Linked DNA regions of Homo sapiens: region 2 is linked to region 1. A link is a loop called in an ENCODE intact Hi-C map of the cell type or tissue named here. Cell type or tissue: Calu3. All regions are shown on one strand. Each heading gives the region's core, and the rest is flanking DNA. Links, peaks and the distances in the headings are about the cores only. Region 1 has its middle 480 kb from the start of MIR504. Region 2 has its middle 33 kb from the start of FGF13-AS1.

Region 1 (5,390 bases), core at 79-5,078:
AACTAAATGGTATTGATATTATCTATTAACTAATGACTTGAAAAGTTATATGTTTAGACTTGATACTTTCTGTTAATAAATGACCCCTAAAGTTATATTGTTAGACTTGCCATATGCTTCATGCTCCAGTCTCATATCTCCAGTTGCCTCTTTGAATATCTAATAGGCAACTGTAAGTTTCTTATGTCCAAAAGAGTACTTATGGTTTCTGTCTTGCCCCCAAATACTGCTTCTCTTTTAATCTCTCCCACCTCAGTAAATGGTATCACCATTTACCTAGAGGCTCAAGTTGAAAACTCTGGATTTCCCTCTTTATCTTCCTTGTGCATCAGTGATTCCTATTGATTATACCTCCAACACACACACTGAATCCATCCACTGCTATCTCCATTCCTATCTCTACTTTGATTATTATCCTAATCAAATCTGCCATCACCTCTCATTAGAACCAACTAGTAACTATTCTTTGACTTCTACTCTTCCTCCCTAAAATCTACTTTCCACACAACAGAGTTCATCTTTTAAAATGCACATCAGATTATGTTAATAATTATGTTAATAATCACCTGCTTAATATTCTCCAAAAGTATCCTTTCATACTTAGAATAAAGTTCAAACAACTTACCACAAACTACAAGCTGACCTGCCCAGTATTTATCTCTCTGACATACGCTGGTCTCATTCTTTCCTTATTATTCTCCAGTCATACTAGACTTTTTGTTCCTATAAAATGCCAAGCTTATTCCTGATTTAGGACTTTTAATATTTCTGTTCCCTTTGCCTGAAAGATGTTTCCCCTTTCATCAATCTATTTTTGTAAATAAAGTTTTATTGTAACATAGCTGTGCTCATTCATTTACTACTGACTGCGGCTGTTTTTGTGGCAGAGTTGAGAAGTTGAGACAAATATCTTAGGACTCACAAGCCCTTTAAGAAAAAAGTTTGCCAGACACAGCTAGATCCTTGTATGGCCTTCTCCTTATTTAGATCTCTGGGTTAATATTATCATCTCTGAGAGATATGCCCCTTCTCCCATCCAGTCACTCTTTCACATTATCCTCATAATTTCTTCATGGCATTTCTCTGACATTATATTATTTGTTTGATCGGTTATCGCCTGTTAACCCAGTAGACTGTAAGTTTCTTTGTCATATTCCCTAGTGGGTCCATTGATCTTATCATTGTATCCAGTATATCATAGGTCTTCAATAAGTATATGTTGGATAAATTGATACATGAATGTAGGTGGGACACTGTCTTAGTCCTTTGGGGCTGCTATAACGAAATGCTTTGGACTGGGTCATTTATAAACAAAAATATATTGCTCACAGTTCTGGAGGCTGGAAAGTCCAACATCAAGGCTTCGGGAGATTTGATATCTGGTGAGGACTCATTCCTCATAGATGGTACCTTCCATGCGTCCTCACATGGCAGAAAAGCAAACAGCCTCCTTCAGGCCTCTTTTATAAAGGCACTAATCCAATTCAGGAGGGCTCTGCATTGATGACCTAATTACCTTCCAAAGGTTAAATATCCTAATACTACTGCCTTGGGGATTAAGTATCACCATATGAATTTTGGGAGGCACAAACATTCAGATTATAGTAGACATCAAACTGTTCACAAAACAATGGCTCAAATTAGATCTCTGTGTACATATTGTCACAGAGTTTGTTTGAATTAAACTCGTGCAAATGTATATGCAGGGAAAAAAGCCTCTTAAAATAAAGAGGATTATTAAACATGACCATTAAAAGATGGATGGCAAATCACTGTGTGATAAAATCAACTTTAAACTAATTTAAAAATAATTAATTGGACCCTCTAAGTGCAGATATTTTAAGATTGTTTTCAGCAATGGTTAGAAGAATAAACTAGAAAGTTTCCAAAATTGCTTAGGTACTCCTTCCATTTGTTAAGAAAAGGATGTAATGATTAACTTGTTAAATTCGTTTTAATCAGTAGATGAAGTAGGAGGGCTAAATGTGGGTGTGGAAAAATGACCCTTTCAATAGATTCCCAAACTTGGCTTCATTTATGTAATCTATGCACTTTTTGGCAATTATTTTTGTGGCTATCTTTTTCTTGAGTGATGTACATTCTTGAGTAATCTCATACCTCCAGCCTCTACCCTACACCCCCCAAAAAAGCCTTCATTCTCCTGCATGCTGCTGCAGCTTGACAACTTGTCTTTGCGCTCCCTCTGCTGGTAGCAAGTAGGCTTCAGTGTTGGTTAATAATATAAACTAGAGTATACAAAATGAAAATAATCATATTAAAAAGCCAGCCTTTTCTTCCATTCACTTAAAAAAAAAGTGAAATGCTGTCTTGATTTATATAGTTTAGTGAAATCATCTATTGTGGCACTTAGCAAGCACAGCCTTAATGAATGGTTCTATTAAAATTTATCTTCACAAAGCTCCTTTCTATACACCTGGAGCAAAGTGGTTACCTTTACTCTTTCTTCCTAAATATAGGATCTGTGCAAAAGTCCATGTAGCCTGCGCAGATGATCTTTATTTATTGTTTGCACATAATTAGACGTGTGCACGTTTCCAATGCAGCAAGAAGATATATAATGCATATGTTAGCCCATCTTCCCCTTTCACCTGCTTTCTTTAAGATTTCTTCAAAAGTAAGATTGAATGTGTTAAGAATTGCCACATTCAACATAACTGATAGGATGATTCTTTTTCTAATAACTATATGTTCACTAGCAAACATTGATCAAGCATTAAATTTCCAGATAAATTTAAATAGCCCTGATTTGAGATGTGAAAGTTACAAGCTCCCCCCCTAGTTAACTGCCCTAGATGTTCTCTTGTTTATCCTGAATTACAACTGACCTCACTGGAAAATCTTGGAAAAGAAGCATAACATTTATTGATTTGTTCTATTCAGCACAGAATGAAGGAATTTTATAAGGCCATCTCTAATATGATGATTTGGTGTTAATTGCTATGCAATCCACAAAAAGATTGTCTCCATGAAAGTTGTCTAGTAAAGATTCACTGGAACATTTGAACTTCTATATTTTACATGTTATAACTTGTATGTTTTATGTTTTTGCATATGAAAGAAAAGTGTAAACAATTACCTCTATGGAAAATTGCATATCATGTGCAGTAGACATCCTAGTTGTATATATTTGGTTTATGAATATTCTCCAGAAGGATGAAAGTAGCTAAGATGATGTGGAACCAAGGTGGACATGAAAGAATAAAAAGGATGAAAAAGAAAAGCATTTTAAATGGGATCTTTTTGGATTAAAAATTGCCTGTGAATGAAAGCAGCTGGCTACTGGAAGCCTTCCCTACAGTTACCCATCCAGCAGGGTGACATATTACTAACAAGAATAAAGTGTCTTCCTAGGAAGCAGCCAACCTTAAATGCAATCAGCATAAAATAAGTTATCAACTTGGAAGTTATAAAAGGTTCTGCAAATCTATTAAAGTAGGAAGGGTAATGTAATGACAAGACAAATTGAAGGGCAGTCATGTCAGAGTCCAGAAAAAGGAGAATTGGAATTGGCCCTTGCCAGCTTCTTCAGATATGTCCAGAGAGATAGTGGCTTGACGACTTAATACTTGGTTTGGTGCACATAGAGTGGATGGGACATTCCTTCGTTAACAGAGTTTATGACCTTTCCATGCCCTCCCTCAACCAGGCCACCATTCTCATCAAGCCACATTTAGATCTTGTGATCTCCCTTCTGGGAGGAGATTGGGCTTATTGAACAGAAGGGACATTTCAGATTTCCTTGTAGCTTTTACTTATCATTTTAAATTAATAGATTCAATGTCTGATTCATCAACAAGTCTAGTGAGAATTTAGGTAACATGAGCTGAATCATTCGTTCATGATGTCTGATTCATCAAGTCTAGTGAGAATTTAGGTAACATGAACTGGATCATTCCTTCATTAAATGATTATTCATCACTCCAGAAAAATAGAACTCAAGGTGATAGAACAAACTCTGGTGACCTTCCACAAATGGGGCAATATACCCTAAAGTCCAGTTTAATCCACCTATCAAATTCCAACTTCAGTACCAAATAAGGAGAGTGTACACCTTGGTTCCAGGGGACTGAAGTTGGACTGAGATAGTAGCCCCAACCTCAGCCTCTCTTTTCTTGCTCCCTTTACTCCCCAGTTGACCTACCCCCTACCCTTGACCACAGCATTCTCACAGGCCACATTTGTTCATCCCTTCATTATTTAGCTGACAAATAACAAAATAATGTGAAAATATTTTAAGTACTCTTAGACAAGATAACTGGATCCATTGCACCCAGGAATCAATTAGCATTGCCACAGATATATGTACTAGATTTTTTATTAATTACCTACCATGACTAGGCAGTCTAATATTACCACTATTCTTAAGTATGTTGTCCCCAGTAATGAAAGCTAGAAAGTATTTGCTAAAGTTAAGTTCTTGCATCATCAACAGATATTAACGTTATGTTTGAACTCTACTAACTGTAACATGTGTCTATAGGATCTGAGAGATGAAATGTAGTTAGACATTTAGCCATCAATGTTTTAACTGTCAAATCACTGCCTGTTGTGGGTTGAATGTTGGCCCCCAAAAATATATGTCCATGTCTCAACCCCTGGAACCCGTGAATGTGACTTTATTTGGGAAAAGTGTCTGTACAGATGTAATTAAGAATCTCCGTATGAGATCATCCTTGATTATCCACATGGACTCTAAATCCAATGACAATGCCTTTATTTGAAACACACAAAGGAGACACACAGGGAAAAGAAGAAAAAGGCCATGTGAACATAGAGGCAGAGATTGGAGTTTAGCAGTCACAAGGAAAAGAATACCTGGAGCCACCAAAAGCTTAAAGAGGCAAGAAAGTGTTTTCTCCTAGGGTCTTCATTGGAAGCGCAGCCCTGGAGAAACCTTGATTACAGACTTCTGAACTCTGATCCAAGATAGATAAAATTTCTTTTATTTTAAGCTTCCAATTTGTGGCAATTTGTTACACCAGTCACTGGAAATTAATACACAGTCTGTAGCCATTGAAGGCTTTAGCATCTCTCCACTTTTATTCTCCCATCAGTTTTGGGCAATTTGAACACCCAACCTCAAACTTCTGCATCCTGGCCAGAAGTTAAGTTCTTGCATCATCAACAGATATTAACGTTATGTTTGAACTCTACTAACTGTAACATGTGTCTATAGGATCTGAGAGATGAAATGTAGTTAGACATTTAGCCATCAATGTTTTAACTGTCAAATCACTGCCTGTTGTGGGTTGAATGTTGGCCCCCAAAAATATATGTCCATGTCTCAACCCCTGGAACCCGTGAATGTGACTTTATTTGGGAAAAGTGTGGTAGCTTGTGCCTGTATTCCCAGCATTTTGGGAAGCCAA
Region 2 (5,390 bases), core at 334-5,333, 550 kb before region 1:
TTATCAAAATTTTGTGCAATTATATGAAACAATATATTTAAATCACCTTGGAGCAAAGGAGCAGAATTAGTTGTAACCAATGATCAAATGTTCTGAGTGTCATTTACCTTATATCTCAAAGGAGGGGGATTATGCTGCTGGAGCAGTGCAGGGACTAGTGGAAGTCCCAGAGAACCTTTGGGCTTGAGAAACGGTATTTGAATTCTCTCCCATTCCATCCCTTCAGGTTACTATTCCTGAAGCCTAGAATCTCGTTGGCAGGCAGAGAAGCTCCATTCTCTCCAGGTCAAGCGGACGTCTTCAAGGACTTTAATTTTACCATTTCCAAGGTACCAGGCCTCCAAAAGCTCCCTCAAAGAACCCTTGCCTAGAAGAGAACCAAAAATACTAGAAGCAGTGGAGATGGCCTCATCCTTGGAAACTTTATGACCTCATCCCGCTCTGGCCATCTGATAGATGGGTTGAGAATACAGTGCCAACTGAGATTAAGACCTTTGAGAGGCCATGAAGAAGGGCCTTTCTGAGTGATTCTGTCAGTCCTGGCTAAAGAGGCCTGTGCCCAGGAGACATCAGCCTGGCGTGCCCTTGAAGTGTTTTTCACTCAATGCTATTATTAAGGGACCTTAGTAGCTACTGTGGGAAATAAAGGATTCTGAAGGCAAATTAGTATGTTTATTCCGGAGTTTCTCACATAAAATAGATTTATTTACCGTAGGCTTTAGTTGAACCTTTAGCAAGCCAAATACATAATACTAATTACCAATAGTTTGGTGTGCTGTGCAGTCTTTCACAAACTCACTGATCACAGGACCTTTTCAGTCAGAGAATCTTGATCAGATTATTATTCTCCAAGACTCTCTTTTAGGAAGGGTAACAATGAAGAAAATCATGAAAAAAGCGATTGCTGTGAGATGCACTTTGACTCAAATAATTCCTCCAGGCCTACCCTGCTCTCTCCCTCCCTGAGCCACCTACACATTGGCCCCCAGTAATGCCAAATTCGTTTGGCCTCCTATCTTGGCTGGGCTGCCTTCTCCTGTTAGCATGCCTTTTTCTTGACTGACTTAGAATTTCCATAGGATTCTGTTGTCAGCCTTGTTTCCAGGTTCCATTCTTTCTGATGAGAATTGGTGGGCACACAGATCAGGCCCTTGGGAGTGTCAGAACCTGGTTTGTTCCTAACTCTATCAGGGAGCTTAGAGTCTGCCCTGGTTACGAGGGAAACAGATGAAATCACTTGATACCTTTCAAATAGAGGCTTTGCTTACAGCCCAGGGTAGAGTGCCCTAGGGAGATACTAAGGGACTTGCATACTAGCCATCTTACAAAAGGCTAATTTGCCTGGCCACACTGGCCAAGGAAGAATAATAAGAAGGAAACCACCCCACTGCTTACTGTATGCTGGGCACTGTGATAAGTGCTTTGCATACATTATTCGAGTTCTTACAACCAACCTATGAGATAGACAGAATTTTTGGATCCACTTTACAGAGCAGGAAACTGAGTTTCAAAAATCTGAGGAGACAAGCCCAATGAAGCATAGCTTAGCATAAGCAGAAGAGCACAGGACTCCAGTCTATGCCCTTGTGGCTCTAGGGTCCCTGCTTTTCACTACTTTTCTCTGTTGCTTCCGGGTGAATCTAGGGAGGTGGTGAGGTCCATCTGCATTGTGTTGGTCAAATCAAAGAGTACCTTAGATAGCTATTTGAAATAGTCTCTTTCTGCCCCCTCCTGCAAGAGCCAATTACTTTTAGGAAATAGCTCTGTGGTCAATAGAACTATTTTTTTTTTTATAGACAATGATCTAGGTTCTGGTAGGGAACCTACAACTCCAGTCTTCATCCTCACAACGAGGTGCTAACTTAGATCCTCATCACTGTCACCTGTGTCTCTTAAGAGAGCTCCCTATATCCTATCTTCCTCTTTCCCCCTCATATTCTCCACTCTGCAGCCCAGGTCACCTTTCTGAATGTCATTTGATTCCTTTCTGGTGTAAAACCTAGTCACCATTGAGATAAATCCAAACTCCTTAAACTGGCTTCCTAAATTATTCCCTGCCTATTTCTTCAGTGTGTACCTCCCAAACCCTCTCCTCTGTGCCAAATCTCACCCCTTAGTCTGTGGACATGCCAAACAACTTCCAGTTTCAGCTGTGTCCTGTTTAGTTTCAGGTAATTTCACACTTCTAAATATTCTCCCTCACCAACCTCATCTGCCTTGGGAACAGCTGTTCAATTTTCAATGCTCAGTTCAACTATCACCTGCTGTGTGAAGTTTTTCTGGTTCCCTCTCACCTTCTCTGAGTCTTGCCAGGCCTGGTACAGCCTCAGAGCCTTATATTCTTTAAGATGGCACTGATTGCCTTCTGCAGGTATCTCTCATCTCCAGACAAGCTCCTTCCCCAGCAGGGACTTGGGATTATTTATTCTCGTGTCTCAAACACCCAGAACAGGCCTAATCCATAATGGGAACCCAGGAAATGTTTGCTGAATAAAAGAATGGAAAGGAAGTTTTCCTGAAATAGAGTAAGAATTTGACATTAATTTTGAAATTGGCCAAGAGAATCTTCAAGATAAATGAAATGAATAAGGATTGTAATTTGATTTGTTTTGTCCCTATTGTCGCGAGATGCTAACCTGGAAAAATCTAAATATTTAATTTATCTTTCCATGAAACTCCTGAGAGGAAAAAGAAATTGTTGAAGCCGGGGTTGGTGCCTTGTTGTTGGGAGGATTAGCATGCAACTGAAATACGTTATTTCTCCACAAGGGGGTGCTATGAACACATACGAGGCCATTCTCTTATTCTTCCTCAGAGAGAGAGAGGAACTGCACAAACCAAGTAACTTTTTTATTTTCCCTGCATTGTATACAATTGTGCAAGAATGGAATAACTCTCCACCGTTGCCAGAAAATTATGTATGCCTCGGACAAGGCTTCCTACTAATAAGATTCACACTCACACACATACCCCTAACTCCTTTAAAAGGTTCAGGCATCAAGTTTAAAGATGTATGATTTGTGGTATATCTGGAATTTGTTCATTGACAGATTTAGATGTTATGTAGTATGATGTCAGAAACACAACTGAACAGAATAAAAGCATGCACTATGCTGCTTTTAACTCTCGTATAGGATAGACCATTTTAGAGGAAGACTCATCCAGGTGTCAGAGATATCAGTCAGCTCTTGTCAGTAATAACACGTAGATATAGTAGTACCAGCTGTGTACACTTGTTTAGATTTGTTTCTTATGAAACCATGATGGGCAGCACACATAACACAGTCAATATTTGGGAAAGTTGTACTTTGTGTAACCAGTGGCTTAAGCAAATCAAATCTTGTCTTCAACATCTCATCTCCAGTTTCTACCTTCAGCATATTTTGATGGCCTTGGATTCTGAGTAATATTTTTGAACTGTACTCATGTATGTCTTCCCATTTAGACTCGTTCCTTTAACCCCTGGGCTCTGTGTGTATGTGTGTGTTTTCCATATTTATAACTCCTGCACATGACAAAGGTCCTGATACATTGTAAGGACTCAGTTAATGTTTGTGGATTGCTTCCTTATTGATCTGTTTTCACAAAAATGCTGCCAAAAAATGTCAAGCAGGATAATGATGAGGTTACAAGAGAGACAAGTGAATGGGCAAGAAGAGACTAAGGGTAAAGTAAGAGGACTAACTTCCATTGACTGCTTACGAAATGCCACGCACTGTGCTGAGGACTTTATATAAATATCTCATTTAATTCTTATAAAAGCCCAATAAAGAAATAATTATCACCCCAGTCCCACCACCTGTTTTTGCATGATTGTGGCCATGATATCAAAATAATCAAATAGATGGTATTTGGAGGTATATAATAGTCTTTACCTATGCCTTCCATACATCAGGGCCTCAATGGTGCTTGACTAGGATTTGCACTGTGGGTTAGTATAGTTCATGGGTTGTTATTTGAAGCTGACTCTTGTGTTCATGCAGGAGGGCAGGAATCTTCCTGGCTGTTCTGTCTGCCCCTGTTACCCTCAGTGAAAATGAAAGGAAGCACAGTACATAGTGGTTGACAGGAATGAAGGTTTCCAACCTTCTAACTGTGGTTGGAGAGCTTCCTGTGTGGCATTTCCCCTCCTTCCTGGAACTCTTTAGTATTGTAGGAAATGAGTGACTTGGGCAATTGCGATAGACTTCAAGCAATTGGATTCACTGAAGAACATTTTATGGAGGAGGAGGAGGAGGAACACAAAATCTTGAAAGCTCTGGGTTGAGAGAAACCATCAAGGGTATCCACGTTAACCACTAAGCAAGCTTTTGAATCCCCTGATAGTATTCCAAATTGCCATCTCTGTGACCTTGAACAAAAAACTTCACCTCTCTTAGTGAGTTTCCACATAGGCAAAAACAAAAACAAAAATGAAAAAAACTAAACAAAACCTTCTAGGGTTGTCGTGAAGATCAGAGAGAACGTACTCCTGGAATATATTAGGTACCCAGTACAAGTTTTAAAAATAGACTTTATTTTTAGAGCAGTTTTAGGTTCATAGCATAACTGATCATAAGGTACAGAGTTGACATATACCCTGTGATTCCCTGGATGGCCTCCCCACTAGAAATATCCACCCACTGGAGTGGTACATTTGTTACAATTGATGAACCTATATTGACATGCCCTTATCACCGAAAGTCCATAGATTACATAAGGGCTTGCTCTTGGTGCTGTACATTGTCTGGGTTTGGACAAATGTATAAAAGGCCATTATAGTATCATACAGAGGAGTTTCACTGCTGAAAAAATCCTCTGTGCTCCTCTAATTCATCCCTCCTTCCCCACCAACCCCTGGCAACCACTGATCCTTTTACTGCCTCCATAGTTTTGCCTTTTCCAGAATGTCATACAGTTGGAGTCACATGGAGTAACCTTTTCAGATTGGCTTCTTTCACTTAGTAATATGCACTTAAAGTTCTATGTATTTTCATGGCTTGATAGCTCATCTCTTTTAGCCCTCTTTTATGCCATTGTCTCGATGTACCACAGTTTACTTATTCATTCACCTACTGAAGGACATCTTGGTTGCTTCTAAGTTTTGGCAACTATGAATAAAGCTGCTATAAACATTAGCGTGCAGGTTTTTGTGTGGATATTAGATTTCAACTCATGGGTACTCAGTATTTTTTAAATGAAAAATATATCTGTCCTTACTCCCATAAATTCCTCCTTTCCATCAATTCTTCCCAAGGTGAGGGATCAGTGCATACAAGAGGCCCAATTTGCAGCAAAATGCTCATTAATTAGCCAAGAGGCTGCGGTGGCACAGCAAGTAAACAACGTACTACAAATCTGTTTACAGCGGCTTCTGCAGACATTTTAAAACAATTAAACTGTCAAGGGGG

What was found. Hi-C counts contacts between places; a loop is a spot of excess contacts. Peaks named below come from ENCODE experiments on the same cell type or tissue, not always from the same donor. Only the 100,000 strongest peaks of a DNase experiment are listed, where the experiment ranks them.
Region 2: it touches region 1 in a loop (31-fold over the local background); 58 of 110 quality-filtered maps call a loop at or near these places.

The regions. Positions count from the first base shown.
Region 1 is chrX:138,188,981-138,194,370 of GRCh38, reverse strand. No RefSeq gene overlaps it. Among named protein-coding and RNA genes, the nearest start is that of MIR504, 480 kb to the left of the region's middle. In Calu3, for the core only: no CTCF peak of the experiment used is centred there; a DNase peak (open chromatin) is centred at 2,180.
Region 2 is chrX:138,742,819-138,748,208 of GRCh38, reverse strand. It overlaps a transcript of FGF13 not described here. Among named protein-coding and RNA genes, the nearest start is that of FGF13-AS1, 33 kb to the right of the region's middle. In Calu3, for the core only: no CTCF peak of the experiment used is centred there; a DNase peak (open chromatin) is centred at 2,778.